Linked DNA regions of Homo sapiens: region 2 is linked to region 1. Evidence: chromatin loops called from intact Hi-C (ENCODE). Cell type or tissue: PC-3. All regions are shown on one strand. Region 1 overlaps VAV3 (vav guanine nucleotide exchange factor 3). Region 2 overlaps VAV3 (vav guanine nucleotide exchange factor 3).

What was found. Hi-C counts contacts between places; a loop is a spot of excess contacts. Peaks named below come from ENCODE experiments on the same cell type or tissue, not always from the same donor. Only the 100,000 strongest peaks of a DNase experiment are listed, where the experiment ranks them.
Region 2: it touches region 1 in a loop (3-fold over the local background); 3 of 110 quality-filtered maps call a loop at or near these places.

What each region holds. Positions count from the first base shown.
Region 1 is chr1:107,593,160-107,595,659 of GRCh38, reverse strand. All of the region lies in intron 25 of VAV3 (vav guanine nucleotide exchange factor 3), which reads left to right. Among named protein-coding and RNA genes, the nearest start is that of MIR7852, 300 kb to the left of the region's middle. In PC-3, no CTCF peak of the experiment used is centred here; DNase peaks (open chromatin) are centred at 919, 1,529 and 2,009; H3K4me3 peaks cover 1,554 bases; H3K27ac peaks cover 2,109 bases.
Region 2 is chr1:107,681,936-107,684,435 of GRCh38, reverse strand. It overlaps VAV3 (vav guanine nucleotide exchange factor 3), which reads left to right. Exons shown (of 27, transcript NM_006113.5): 19 at 903-948. Among named protein-coding and RNA genes, the nearest start is that of MIR7852, 210 kb to the left of the region's middle. In PC-3, no CTCF peak of the experiment used is centred here; DNase peaks (open chromatin) are centred at 1,155 and 1,845; H3K4me3 peaks cover 957 bases; H3K27ac peaks cover 2,152 bases.

The DNA of each region.
Region 1 (2,500 bases):
ACAAAAGCATGTTATGGTTGGACTGTGAGTCTAAGTCGAAAACCTTTTCTCTCATCGTTTAATGTTACATAATCTTCCTGGAGATAGAGCATGTAACAAAAAAATTGAAAAATGTCATCAAGAAGGTGTGATTTTATTTTCTTAATCTGATATCACTTTATTTTTTTTAAATAAGTGTTTTGGGGAAGAAGTGAATACAATTTCATTACTCTTAGAATCTTTAGCCTAAGCAACACTGGGATATCTAGAGGTATTTGAAAACAGAATTTGCGTCGGTTTAATATAACTTTATATTTTTCCTTGAAAGCAGAAACTGAAAGGGGAACAGGTAATGCTCTGGGTTTCAACAACATCAGTGAAGTTTTATACATTTCAATTCAAGTAAACAAACAATCTGTCACATCAACTGACATATTTTTTATTTAAGTAACTTAATATATGTTTTCCTCACAGTGATCAATGATGTATGCCTAAGCTCGTGCAATGAAAGTAGAGCGAACTTTATGTTAAAACTTTAAACACCTATTAGATTTTATGGTGTTATTTTTTAGCCCAAGATTACCTGATTATTTTAGATTCTCAAATAGGCATAATTTTTGCTCATTCAAAAATGGAAGTTTTCTCCAAAAAAACAATTTTCCTACCAATATCTTAAAACTCTGTTGAAGCTATGACATTTCCCCCAGCATGAAACATGTAATTTTCGAAGCTCTGTTTCTTTGCCTTCCCAGCAGCAAGAGATAATAAAAGTTGCCAGGGAGGTCAGTTAGATGAAAAATCCTGTTTGAGTTGTTCACTTAGCTCTAGAGAGCCTAGGAGGGAGAAGTGGGGCAGACAGGGAGAACAGATGTCCCATATTAGGTAGGAAGGTCACTAACCCTCATATTTCACTCTGTGGTTCACTCCCAGCCAATTCCTTAGTGTTTAGTACATGGAGGTACTCAGAGAATGTAGCCCGGCAATGAATGAAGTTGTCTAACTTAAAATTATGTCTCATGTTTAATGAAGTATTTAATGCTCAACTTGTTTGACAACTAAGAAGGGAATTACAGGACTTTTTCTTAAAAAAAAGCATAGCCAGTAGAATGTCTTTGAATATCCATGCTAGCCCCAGATAAATTTTTCAGCAAATAAACTCATGAGTTCAAACTTCCCTATCCAGTCTTTTTAAGAGATTCTGACAACTTGAATCAAGCCACTAAAACTTTTTTTTTGTAATTGTGAAGGGAAAGCAAACAATTCATTGAAAATTTTATATTTGTTATCGTTTGGTTTTGTTCATCAATTATTCATTCATTCGTTAAACAGATATATATTAAACACCTAACACATACAAGGCACTGTTCTGGTTCTGGGATATAGCAATTAAGAAGACAAAGTTCCTGCCTTTATGGAGTTTACATTTCAATGGGGAAACTCAGGCAAGTCTGGTTTGGAGGAGTTTCATATTTTTATATAGAGTGGTCAGGTAAGATCTCCCTCGTAAAGCAACTCAAAAGGAGAGAAGGGGTGTAGGTTGGTAATGATTGCACAGTGGTTAACACTCCAAGATTAGTCATTCGTTACTGCAAAGAAGGATTACAATCTTAGATCAAATTTGTGATACCATTCCAGTGTTTTATTTACTTTATACTAACTTTGTATAAAGTTAGAGGAAGACTAAGATGGTTCTGAGGACTAAATGAGGTGTTCTATATAAAGCACTTAGCATAGTGCTCTTACATGGTAAACAGTAAAAGTTACTGCTGACTCTACAACTTCTACTTCCTCTACTACTGCTGCTACTTCTAACTCTTATTCTAACACAGTACTTTCCTATATTTCTAAGGCTTGAATACATTTACTAATTATGACTCATAGCAATGTACATCTTTGCCTTTATGATTTTTTAAATATAACTTGCTTATTTTTATACCAAGTCTTGATAAAAGCTCACCCTTAAAGAAAGACTGCTTCTATTTTTATGCATTTTATACATCCCAGGAAGTGGTAAGGAGGAAATGCTGCATGTTTGTATAGAAAGATTGTGCAAGATGTCTTCATATTGCTTACCTTTGGTTCATAGCTTTAGGTATGCTGCTATCATCTAAAAATAACATTTGCCAAGCATTATTACCTTGGGATACTGGGTTGGACAGAAATGGCATCTCCATTACTTCTAAAAGTCCTTGGAGGATACAGAGCAGGCAAGGTAAAGCTTGGAACCATTCTGTGTTCTGAGTAGAGGTTGAGAATAGAACTTCAACTCCTGAAACCTGCTGTTTATTATTGTTATTATTTTTAAATAATCTAGTCACCTTGGAAAAGAAAGCCCCAGGGCACTGTAGTGGCCACTTACTTTTGGGCTACTCTAGGTTAGAATGTTCGTAGAATGTTTACCAATTATTTTTTCAAGTATGTACAATGTGATAAGATTATGACAGGACTATCTTATGCAAATTCAAAGTAACATCTAAAAAGATATTGATTAGAATTAAGCAAGTGTCCAAAGTATTGGGCA
Region 2 (2,500 bases), 89 kb before region 1:
AGCCAAGTGTGCTCTGAATGAAACCAAGTCTTCACACACAGATACAAACCCCAACACATAAAAAGAAAATTGCTTTTGTGAAAATCTAGATTGTATGATAGTCATAGACTCAGCATTTCATCCAGTTGCATAATAAAGAAGTGAAATCAAGCCCTTCTTAATTAGTGAGATTACTGTAGTTAGGTGGGAATGAGTTTAATGCTTTAGAAATAAAATATGTAGCCATGCATTTTCATAGATTTAAAATCTCTTGTTTTGTGTTTCATCTGTAATTTTTGTAATGCAAAGTTGTTTTCTTACAGATTCATTTTCTATAATAAGAATTCATTTTTATGATTCACAAGCTGCATGTCTGTTTTGTTTTTTAAAGTGTTCAGATACAACTGGTCTATAATTAAAACACTATTCTCATTTAAGTGTTGGCTAAAATCAGAGCTTCAGATCTTTGTTTTGAGGTTGTATACCTTCTTCAGTCTGGTCTGTGAGGTCCCATAAATAGCTGAGTTAGAGTTTTATGAGATCAGTTTAAGGCTGTTGTTGCTCATATGTCTTGGCTGGGAACATATTCTAACCAAGATGGCTGCTGGGCTTTGTTCTCTCCATCGTCACTATGACTTAACAAATTGAGTCCCAATATTTGGAGTTGGCAACCAAAAAGATTTTTTTTCTTACTGTTATAAGGTACCAACAACTTATCAAGTGTAATGATATACACGTGGAAGACTTACTAGAAAAACAAATAAAACAAACTTTAAAACCATATTCTGATCAAATTTAGTCATACTTTGACTTGGAAAATGTGCAACATTCATTTGCTTTCCAAAGTGCCAGTAGTAATACAATTTAATAGTGCAAAATTACCAACACATATTTGTTTTGCTTTGTTTTACTTTACTGCACAGAAACGGACCAATGGACTGCGAAGAACTCCTAAACAGGTGGATCCAGGTGTGTTTCTGATTAAACCTTCCATAATTATGGCTTCAGCTAAGTGCTTATGAAAGGATATGGGAATTGCTGTGGAAAGTGAGGCATATTGTTGGCCTTTGTTCCTCATAATTTGGTGTATAATGTGTGACCAGGAGGTCATGGTCTAACGTGTAAATCATTCACATGAGTAACTACCAGCAACTACCAGCATTGCACTCTTTCCACAGTCAGCAGTTGAGCTGGTTATTTGCTTACTGAACAGCCTCAGGGTGCCTGGTTAATGCTCACATATCCAGCACCCTCCCTGTGTTCCTTTGTAAATCTAGTAAGAAAACCAGCCAGCTAGCTGCCACTTAAAAATCACTGTTTTCTAAGTAAGTAGGGGAGAGCATAAACCAGACAACTGGTACCCACCCTCCATCAGAGAAAATTTCTTAATTCTATATCCATGCTATTTTATAATAGCAGCATGTTTTTTGGGGACTTTGTGACAAGTTTCCTCTCCGGAGACCAATTATTTGTCTGCAGAAAACGTTCAGTTGTTTTCTATTTAGCATTGTGAGATTTGCCCTGTCATTATGTTAGTATAATTATTTTTCATCCATTATGCAATGCCTTCTTTCCACAGTTTAATTACCAAAGATTTTTTATGTATGTGATCCTTTTGTTGTGAGTAAAAGGTATTCACAGTTAAAGGATTCCAAATACACGAACTTGATGATAAACCAAGGGGAACATGAGAAATAGAGTAGCTTTGCTGGAAAATAATCTGGACTATGTGTTTCATTTTGTTTTCCTATCATAAGTGGTATTCACCTAGTTGTAAAGTTTAGTTTTCAAAGCATTATAGTTTATAACTGAAACCACACCCATGGTAGCATTGCCAGTTTATGAGCTGTTTAAGATTTATAGGAGCTTTGTTGCCTCTGGCTAGAAATTGCCTCACTTGTGTCCTGAGACTAGTTTAAATCTTTTAACTACAGAACAAATTTGAAGCCATTAAAAAAACAGGGGTTCTGGTTTACTTTTTAATAGTTCTGACTTTCCCAAGACAATATCCTTTGCAGAGGACTCCCTGCAATAATATTTAGAAGTGACTTTCTCTATTATTTTCAGTAGGGGTATATGACTGTGAACATAATATTTTTGTCTTATTTTGTGTGAGTTATAGTATTGCTGTTTCAGAAAAATTACTTAACCTTTATAAGTGTTATTTTTTTAATGTATTTTTTCTTTCTTCTCCCCTCAGGGAAATGCATTTTTGTATTTGTAGTATGTCAATAGGAACATATTTGACTCAACCATTTATAGCCAAAATTTTCTAGAATCCCTTACATTATTTAGATTAGTAAATTCCCAGATTAGAAATATGGCAAAGTAGAACAACAATAAAACAGATTTATACTCCTTTATCCTAAAGGTGATGGCTTTGTATAGGTACAGTTTTTTTGTTTTGTTTTTCTATTTGTCCAAAGACTTTAGAACTTCATGAAGAATAAACTTACAAGAGAAGTGCTGTTGTATTTATGTTTGTAAGAACATACGTGGCTGGGTGCAGTGGCTCACGCCT